Linked DNA regions of Homo sapiens: region 2 is linked to region 1. A link is an interaction called in ENCODE POLR2A ChIA-PET data of the cell type or tissue named here. Cell type or tissue: K562. All regions are shown on one strand.

Region 1 (5,000 bases):
TTTAGTAGAGATGTTGTTTCACCATGTTGGCCAGGCTGGTCTTGAACTCCTGACCTCAGGTAATCCACCTGCCTCGGCCTCCCAAAGTGCTGGGATTACAGGCGTGAGCCATCGCGCCCGACCCAATTCATTCTTCTTATAGTTAGTTTGCCCTGTTGGGGAAAAGCATCTATAGCGTTCTGATTGGTTTCATTTCCTGGGGGAACTTTGAGAGAAGGATTAAGTGGAAAAGTTTATAGCCTTTTTACTGCTGCAATTAGTTTTGAGGTTCTAAGAACTTCTCATTATCCCCTCCTGTACCACTAATGCCAGATTCTCCTCACCTTTGGCTAGCACTTCTGCTGGTCTAGAGAGCTGGGTAGCAGAGTGACCCAGACCCTAAATCCTGAGAGTGCCTTTGGTTACCATGTGGCTGCTATACTTTTCTATTTACTGTTAGAATTCTTTTCTATTTACTGTTAGAATTGATCACAGTAGCACCAAGAGGCATCCCAGTGGATGACCTGAATGCCAAAGTATTCTTCCTGGCCAGGCATGGAGGCTCACGCCTGTAATCCCAGCACTTTAGGAGACTGAGACAGGAGGATTGCTTGAGCCCAAGAGGTTGAGCTTGCAGTGAGCTATGATCACGCCACTGCAGTCTAGCCTGGCTGACAGAGCAAGACTGTCTTTAATTTAAAAAACAAGGCTGGGCGCAGTGGCTCATGCCTGTAATCCTTGCACTTTGGGAGGCCGAGGTGGGTGGACCACTTGAGGTCAGGAGTTCGAGACCAGCCTGGCCAGCATGATGAAACCCCATCTCTACCAAAAATACAAAAAATTAGCTGTGCACGGTGGCGCGCACCTGTAATCCCACCTACTCAGGAGGCTGAGGCAGGAGAATCACTTGAACCCAGGAGGTGGAGATTGCAGTGTGCCAAGTTCGCGCCACTGCACTCCAGCCTGGGCAACAAGAGCAAAACTCCATCTAAAAAAAAAAAAGGCCAGGCACAGTGGCTCACACCTGTAATCCCAACATTTTGGGAGGCCGAGGCAGGTGGATCACTTGAGGTCAGGAGTTCGAGACCAGCCTGGCCAACATGGCAAAACACTGTCTCTATTAAAAATACAAAAATTAGCCAAGCTTGGTGGCATGCGCCTGTTATCTCACCTACTCAGAAGGGTGAGGCAGGAGAATCGCTTGAACCTAGGAGGCGGAGTGTGCAGTGAGCCGAGATCGCGCCATTGCACTCCAGCCTGGGTGACAGAGTGAGACTCCGTCTCAAAAAAAAAAAAAAAAGAACTTGGCACAGTGGCTCATGCCTGTAATCCCAGCATTTTGGGGGCAGGCAGATCACCTGAGGTCAAGAGTTCAAGACTAGCCTGGCCAACATAGTGAAACCCTGTCTCTACTAAAAATACAAAAATTAGCCAGGCGTGGTGGCGGGTGCCTGTAATCCCAGCTACTTGAGAGGCTGAGGCAGGAGAATTGTTTGAACCTGGGAAGTGGAGGTAGCAGGTCAGCTGAGATTGTGCCATTGCACTCCAGCCTGGGCAACAGAGACTCCATCTCAAAAAAAAGAAAGATCAGTAGATCCTTTTGTCACATGCCCACTGCCATATCCCCACTGCTGTAATGTTGATCTTTTAGAGTAATGTAATTCAGATTTCATTGTTTTCCATGTTTTTTTTTTTTTTTTTTTTTTGGTTATTGTTGTTGGAGTCTCACTGTGTGGCCCTGGATGGAGTGCATTGGCATGATCTTGGCTCACTGCAACCTCTGCCTCTCAAGTTCAAGCAAATCTCCTGCCTCAGTCTCCCAAGTAGCTGGGATTATAAGTGCGCACCACCATGCCCTGCTAATTTTTGTATTTTTAGTAGGGACGGGGTTTCACCACATTGGCCAGGCTGATCTCAAACTCTTAGCCTCAAGTGATCCAACCGCCTCAGCCTCCCAAAGTGCTGGGATTACAGGTGTGAGCCATCGTGCCCGGCCAGACTTCATGTTGATGGATCAAACACTCTGTAAGTCCTTGGAGAGTGGTACTAGTTACGGGCAGACCCTATGGGCAGGAAAGGCAAACCTATATTCAGAATACGTGTCAATTTCAGTCAAAGGTGGTGGGGTATAATGTCATCAACTTGTCCCTGAACGGCTGCTTGTTCTTCTCGTGGGATAGAACCATATGGGGGCTTAGCCCTGGCGTTTATTAATGACAGATTGAACACTGGCAGCAGCCATAGCTATTTCAGCCTTGGTGAGTAGGAGTTTGTATTAGTCAGGGTTCTCCAGAGAGACAGAACCAATAGGATATACTGGAGGGAGAGAGAGAGAGAGAAGAAGAGGGGATTTTAAAGCTCAGTCTACTGACTCATATGTCAATCTCCCCTGGAAACACCCTCATAGACATATCCAGAAACAATGCTTCACCAGCCATGGAGGCGTCCCTCAATCCAGTCAAGTTGACACCTAAAATTAGTCATCACAGAGCTCATGCTGGTGGGCCCATGCATCACCTCCATCTCTACGACCAGTTACTCCATTCATTGTACCCATTGTTCAGAGCTGGGGTGGCTGATGACAATGGCTGAGTCATTCTGTCTACTTATCTGTTCAATGCTTCCTTTGTAATGGATGCTCTCTGGTGGGCATAACATGTTGTACAAAGATCGTACACTTCAAGACCACTCCTATCGTTACAGAGTCTCACTCTGTTGCCCAGACTGGAGTGCAGGGCTGCAATCATAGCTCACTGAAGCCTTGAATTCCTGGGCTCAAGCAATCCTCTTACCTCAGCCTCCCAAGCTGGACCACAGGCGTGTGCCACCATGCCCTGGCTCTCAGACCTTTTTGTCCTTGTTCTTTCACTCTTTCTTCTCAAGCCCTTGACGAACCAACCGGGGCATTTGCCACTGACTATGTGACTGTGTGAATATTCTGCCCATGTGAATATTCTCATGTAGGGCTACTTCTCTTTCCACACAAAGGGGATGACCAGATATACTGTCCAAATCTTTGTCCCTGGAAGGATTTCCCCTCACCACTATCTTCCAGAGCTGCTTCTGAGTGAGGCTGCAATGCAGCAGGATTCTCTTTTTTGGCTTTTCCCCGTTTACCATGCCAATCCATCTGTGAGCAAAGCTTGGGCTTTTGCCTTCCCTGTCAGCAAGTCACAGGGATCCCTGACAGGGCCATAGGTGAGAGCTGAAGAGAGATGTCAGTGCAACACTGCTGAGTGACCTGGGAGTCTGGGCCACTTGCTTTGAAGCTTGCTTTGCCCTCTGATCCTGCTTATGCCTGATATCAAAGATGCCACCTCTATCTTACAATGTTTTTGTTGTTGTTGTTGTTTTGTTTTGTTTTTTGAGACAGGGTCTCACTCTGTCGCCACAATATGTTCTTGCTGGGCCCACTCTTCCTAATGACATGGAGGATCTGACAGAGCCCAGCTTTTGATGGTTAGTTCTGGCCACTTGGTTACTTGATGTCCTATAGTCAGGTTCTGTGTCTCTACCGGAGCCCAGGAGCATTTCAAGAGCTGCTTTTCAAGTGGTGGGTATTTTCCTGCTGCAGATGGCATGGATTTGCTCCAGAGCTTCAGGGGCCTACATTATGATTCTCCTCTGAGAGCTTGCCAAACCAAAACCAACATCTTCTCCAACCACAGACATTCCAGTCTCTTACGTTCTGCTAGGTCACAAGGCTGCAGAGGCCTTTTCTGCTTTTGGCCCCACTCAAAGTTGATGTCTTTCAGTGTCAGCTAGTAAATTGGTCAGGGTTGTATTCCTAACTGTGAAATATTGCTCCAGAGTCCTAAGAAGATTGGCATCGCACTTCTTTTTTTCTTAGTGGTGGGAGGCATGAGATGCAATATCTGACCTTGACTTTGGATAGATATCCCAGCATGTCTCAGACCACTGGACCTCTAAAAACTTAACCAATGTAGAAATTTCCTGAAACTTTGCAGGGTTTTATTTCCCACTCTCTGAATACATGTATCTTTCCAAGGATACTTCTTGCTCTTCCCGTATGATTAGCATGATGTTATACATATACAGTAGACTGGGCCACTTGCTTTGAAGCTTGCTTTGGAGCTAATATGATGTTCTTCAGAATGTTCATGTAGTCAAGATGCCTTCAGAGTATATTATGACAAAGGGCCAGAGAGTTAACATAATCCTGGAGTCAGGCATGGTGGCTCACGCCTGTAATCCCAGCACTTTGGGAGGCCGAGGCAGGCAGATCATTTGAGGTCAGGAGTTCGAGACCAGCCTGACTAACATGGTGAAACCTTGTCTCTACTAAAAATACAAAATTAGCTGGGCATGGTGGTGTACACCTGTAATCCCAGCTACTTGGGAGGCTGAGGCAGGAGAATTGCTTGAACCTGGGAGGCGGAGGTTGCAGTGAGCCAAGATTGCACCATCGCACTCCAGCCTGGGCAACAAGAGCGAAACTCCATCTCAAAAACAAAAAACAAAAAATGTTAAGAAGGCAGAACTGGCCAGACATGGTGGCTCATGCCTCTAATCCCAACACTTTGGGAGGCCAAGGTGGGCAGATCACTTGAGGTTAGGAGTTCGAGACCAGCCTGGCCAACATGACTAAACCCCATCTCTACTAAAATTACAAAAATTAGCTGGACGTGGTGGCGTGCACCTGTTATCCCCCTACTCAAGAGGCTGAGGCAGGAGAATTGCTTGAACCCAGGAAGCGGAGGTTGCAGTGAGCTGAGATTGTGCCACTGCCCTCCAGGCTGGGTGACAGAGTGAGACTATCTCCAAAACAAAACAAAACAAAAAAACATAATCTTGGGACAAGCCCATAAACAAACATTGTTGTCCTTCCCATGTGGATGCAAATGATCCTGCTTCTGATTCTCCTTCTGATCTATTTGGGATGGAAAATAACATTCACAAACCAAATTAATGGCGTACACCAACACCCGGGGGCTATAATAAACTGTTTTACAAAGTTACCATGTGGGACACAGCAACTGCAATTGGGGTTGTTGTTTGGT
Region 2 (5,000 bases), 250 kb after region 1:
CAAATGGTGGGTCAAAGGGAAAGTTATCCTGAGAGAGAGAGAGACGACAATCAGGGGAGGGAGGCCAGCATCCTCCACAGGACTGTCAGGCAGACTGGGCAGCCTAGGCCAGAGGGAGAGACTGGAAAAGAAAAGTCTTACTTTAAAGGAAAAGTTAAGTAGAATGAAGTCGGCTCCTTCTTTCTCTTTGAGGATCTGGAGATCGTTGTGCAAAGCGCTGTCCTGGTCAACTCTAAGAAGCAACAAGCCTGGGCTCAGATGCCTGGTTCCACCTCAGGAGCTTCATAAGGGCTCCCCTGCCCTGGCTGGCAGCAGACCACGAAACCACTGCCCACACCCGCTCCGGGACCCTGAATGAAAATGCTGGATGGGGCTGCCCTGGAGATCCCACCACAGTAGCCCCACTCACACTCCTCCTCAACTTCCTCTCCAATCCCAGAGTCCCCACTCACTTGAGGAGTTTGACATTCCAATCATACAGACTGTCATTCACGAGTTCGACTGCATAGTTTCCTGGAAGGAGGGAAAAAACAGGTGTTAGTAGAATGGTCCAGGTGGTGAGTGGTCTCTAATGCAGACCCCTTTCCCAGACTGAGAGAAAAAGATCAACAGCTCTAGGTTCACCACAGATGGACATGCAACCAAGCCACTGGCTTGAGGAGCTCCATTCTTGGCCTGAAAAGTTCATAAGCACTCCTGGACCCCAGAACCTCTTGGGCCCCTTGCCACCATACCCTTCTTTATGGGTGACTCTTGTGCAGGCCCCTCTCTGGGGCAAACTCACCGCCTTTGAAACTCTGTGATCGGTATATATCCCTGAGCTCCTTCATCAGCCGGTCAGTGGCCTGCACCGAGCCAGACACTGCACCCTGTGAGGGACGGATGACAGGAACATTCCTTGGTCGTGTGGTTTATAAACACACGTTAGACCTTAGGGGCAGTCTGGCAGCTTGCCCAGGATTTAAGAAAGGATTAGGCACAAAAAAGGAGTCTGCTCTCCATACTGAGATGCGATGGCCTACTACTTCCCAGCCATTTCCCACCAACCCCTTCACCAGCCTCTCTCTAGAAGGCACGTACATTTAAGTAATCTTGCCTCTGGTTCTTTTTAATTTTCTCTAGGATGGCCAAGTTTTCTTTTCCAATGCCATCATCTTCAGATTTCTTGCCCTCAGCTGGCTCTTCCTCTTTCATTTCATAGTGATCTAAGTCTTCTGTGTCCTGGAGGAGGTGTGGGGTGGGAGTGAAAAGAAAAGGAAAAAAACCGACACAGGTTAGAGAATGACCATCACCTTCCCAGTCCCATTTGGCGAAGAGCCAAAAGTTAAAGTGAAGCAGTCCATCTAGCAGTCTTATAAACGCAACGTGCTTTCCATTTTTAGAACAATTTCCAGCCCCATTCCCTCCACAGTCTAAATCTTCAGCTCTCAAGCTACAGCAAGGACTTCGGAAACGAGCAGAGCTGCAGCTGAGATCGAGGCAGGGACTTAGCCCTCTTGTTTCCTGGACTGACCCTGCTCCAACTGTTCCTAAAACTCCCTTGGCAGCAGAAACTCTTCCCTAATTCCTAGCAGAAATGACTTGGGCCTGACCCTGTGACTCAAAGCTCATGTTTCACCAGGTGACTATTGCACCCGGGAGTTCTCAGGGCCCCAAGCCTAAAGGAGAAACCTGAATCATTACATCTCCTCTCCTCGCTACAAATGCAAGGCATGAATCAGGTATGCAGAGGCACGCACTGCCAGATGGAAATGAGAAAGGATGTCCAGAGAGATATATGGAAGAGGTCAAGAACAGAATTAGCCCCTTATTCATCCTGCTCTAAGTGAGCAAGCAACTAGCTCACTGAGCATAGGGAAGGAGGAGAACCTATGTAGGGTTGAGCCCCTCAGCCAGATGTTGGGGGTGTGGCCCAGAGGGCTGTCCACTATCTGGGAGGAGTAAATTTCATGTCGTCAGCCCTTTGCCAGTCTCAAGAACCTTACACGGTTATAGAACCTGGGATATTAATCTAATGCTAGGAAATAAAAGTAATCAGAGTGATCTCCCCATTTCTGGCAGGACATACCTAATTACCACACCAGCAGGTAATGTCTACTGAGTGTTTATTACATGCCAGGTTCTGTCCTAGGTGCCGCAGATACTAGCTCATTTCATTCTTACCACCATCACTCATTATTCTATCATTATCCATTTTATAGATGCGGAAGCTGAGTCTAGTGAGGTCAATTATCATGCCCAAAGTCACAGCTCTTAGCAGAGCTAAGATTCAGTCAAGTTCTGTCTAGCTCTAAAGCTCAAATTCCTAACCATGATTTTATATTCTGTATGTTTTTAGAGAATATATCAGATAGATTGTTTAGCATTTATCATGTATCATCTGAAGCATTTTATATATAACACCTCATTTAATCTCAAGACAACCATATGCAGTAGGTATTATAATCCTACTTTATAGATAAGAAAACTGTAGCTTAGTGAGATTACATAAAATTCCTCAATTAGGATAGCTAGGATGCAAACACAGGTTTGTTGGACTCCAAAGCCATTTGAAATTAACTTACCCAGTATTTGGTTTGAACCGCGCTGCACCTGTCTTCAGTGGTTGGATATGGGTGCCCTGTCTCCTCTACTACACTGGCTATTCCTCCAGGTCAGTAAATCTGTCTTTATTCCTTTGATATTTTTCTCTCTCCAGTTTTAGACTGGAGTTCTGGATATGGGTACCAATGTTGCTGACTGCAAGAGCTTCCAGCCAATGCCACCTCAGGGGGCAAGCCTACCTCAGGCATCTCCTCATCTTCATCTTCTGAAGACACGTCTTCCTGTGTGCACTGCAGCAAGGAAGGGAAAGATGGAGATCAGAGCCCCAGTGGCTTGCTAGAATGCAGCCTCCAACCTACTCCCCTGAGCCCCCAGGTCTGGAAGTTGTGCGCCTGCCTGTAATGCTGCCAGTCTCTCCACCAGCCAGATCTGAGTGGAAGCAACAGCCCAGGGAATGGCTTTGCTACCAGCCCATTATTTTTCGCCTATCACTGCCAAAGAATAAAAGAAAAGCAAAATGGCTGTCTCTGTCACCCACCTCCTAAATCCTAGTTTAATTCTCCTAAGAACCCCTCCTTTACTTGATCTTCTTTAGACTGATATTGCATTCTTGGTTCTCACCAAGGGGCCTGGGTCCCCAGTGGCCACCAACTGTTATTGCTAAGATAATGGTAAAAATTCCCCCGCTCCCTTTCAACATCTGGGATGCTGCCCATGAGAATGAATTTTGATATCAGAGATGAAGCTACCAGTGCCCCATTTAGCAAAAGAAGATTCCCATCTGGAGAAGAACGAGGGTGAGAGTCATAAGACGTGTATGTTTTTGGGAGCCGGTGGGGATGGAGAGAAACTACTGATTTGTCTCAATTATTTACTGAGTACCCTGTGGGGCAACTCTGCACAACAGGGCCCGAGGCTCCTCAGCTGCTCACCTGCTCTGCTGGCAAGGGTTGATCCAGCATCTCCACATCTGGATGCTGAGGGAGGTTATAGAGTTTACACAGGTCGGAGATGATCCTCTTCAGATGCTGCAATAGCTACAGGTAGGGGAGCACAGAGACATCAAATCCTTCCCCACTCCGATCTGGATAAGTGCATGGATGAGCTCTTAGTTTGGGCCCCACACCAATAACTAGTTCTCTAAGCCTTATGGGCCACGTGGCTGTGGGAATGAGTCTCCTGATGGACCAATCCCAGGGCCGATGCAGGGTCTCCCTCTGGCTTCAGTAAGCAACTCCCCCGAGAGGTCATCCCCTAAATGTTTAGCTGTGTACCGTCCACTTTTCAGGATCCCTTTCACAGGATGCCTTTGTGGCATGGGCCTCATAAGAACAAAATGTACCCCTACCCTGTGGCCCCCTCACCAGAGTATTCCCTTTCTTTATGTCCACCAGCCTCTCCAAGACAGCAGCCAAGTTAGGGTCATCAGACTCCACCGACCAGATGGGGGGCACAGCAGGGTATGACTCCTGAAGGGAAAAGAGCAATAAGAGCAATCAAAATGGGTGACTCTGGGAAAAGCCAGATTTTGCCTGTCCTCTTCCCCCCAAGACTTCTAGCCCCTTTGCTTCCCACCCCCACCCCCTACACACACATAAAAGCCCAACTTAGGTCAGCATCTAACCAAGCAGCTTCACAACAAATTCTAAACTGGAAGAAAAACAGTCCCTGGGAAGACCCTTTCCGAGAAGCAGACTGAAACCTTTTCTTTCTTTCCTCGAGAGTACAAACCAGGAAACCTAGCACAGCCAAACTTGGCTAACAGCGAAGGGGGACTCCTCATCTCCTGCACTGCCTATACAAGTTCTAGACTTCAAGTTCTCCCTGGACCCAGAACAGTCCTCCAAGCTTGCTTTTCAAACTCCAGAATCGGCTGAGGAAGGGATCACCTCATCACAATGACACTGAAGTGAAAAAAGCAGAGTTCAGTAGGGAAGAAGTATAAAAACTAGACTGTATCTCCAGAACCCAAGAGTAAAAGGGTACTGGCAAGAATCTACCCACACCACTTCCAGAAGAGCCCCTCAAAGACCAATTCTCCCCACCTCTCCCTTGGGAACCTGCCACCTTCTCAGTCCAGGCGTGGGCTGTAGGGCTCCACATGGCAGGCTGGGAGAAAGAAGCCTACGCTACTGACATTCCCAGCATTCCTGAGCCACGGTGCCAAATGCAGCCTGACCAGACTCCCTCTCTGCCCAAACCAAGGGGGCTAGTTTAGGCCAAGTCTCCTTTATAGCCATGGGGAGTCTGGCTGAGGACCCCCTAAATTTAACTTCCTGCCAGGGACAAACGCAGTAAATGGCCTCTGGCAACAGAAAGAGCAGCTGGATAGGGGCAAACCTACCCTTAAGGAATTAGAAGCTTAATTCAGGAACAAAATTAACTCGAGGTTCCCACACAAGCCAGGGAAACCTTATCCACCTCTACTGGGTATCTTAGCATTGCCATGACTCTAA

Evidence for each region. ChIA-PET counts read pairs that join two places held together with the same protein. Peaks named below come from ENCODE experiments on the same cell type or tissue, not always from the same donor. Only the 100,000 strongest peaks of a DNase experiment are listed, where the experiment ranks them.
Region 2: POLR2A ChIA-PET joins it to region 1 with 5 read pairs; 2 of 35 experiments call an interaction of 5 or more read pairs at or near these places.

What each region holds. Positions count from the first base shown.
Region 1 is chr1:154,302,706-154,307,705 of GRCh38, forward strand. No RefSeq gene overlaps it. Among named protein-coding and RNA genes, the nearest start is that of AQP10, 16 kb to the right of the region's middle. In K562, no CTCF peak of the experiment used is centred here; no DNase peak of the experiment used is centred here.
Region 2 is chr1:154,551,952-154,556,951 of GRCh38, forward strand. UBE2Q1 (ubiquitin conjugating enzyme E2 Q1) reads right to left here. Exons shown (of 13, transcript NM_017582.7): 2 at 3,909-4,013; 3 at 3,477-3,581; 4 at 2,784-2,834; 5 at 1,081-1,221; 6 at 785-869; 7 at 453-513; 8 at 142-232; 9 at 1-28. It overlaps UBE2Q1-AS1 (UBE2Q1 antisense RNA 1), which reads left to right and starts at 1,658. Exons shown (of 2, transcript NR_046668.1): 1 at 1,658-1,721; 2 at 2,699-3,077. In K562, no CTCF peak of the experiment used is centred here; no DNase peak of the experiment used is centred here.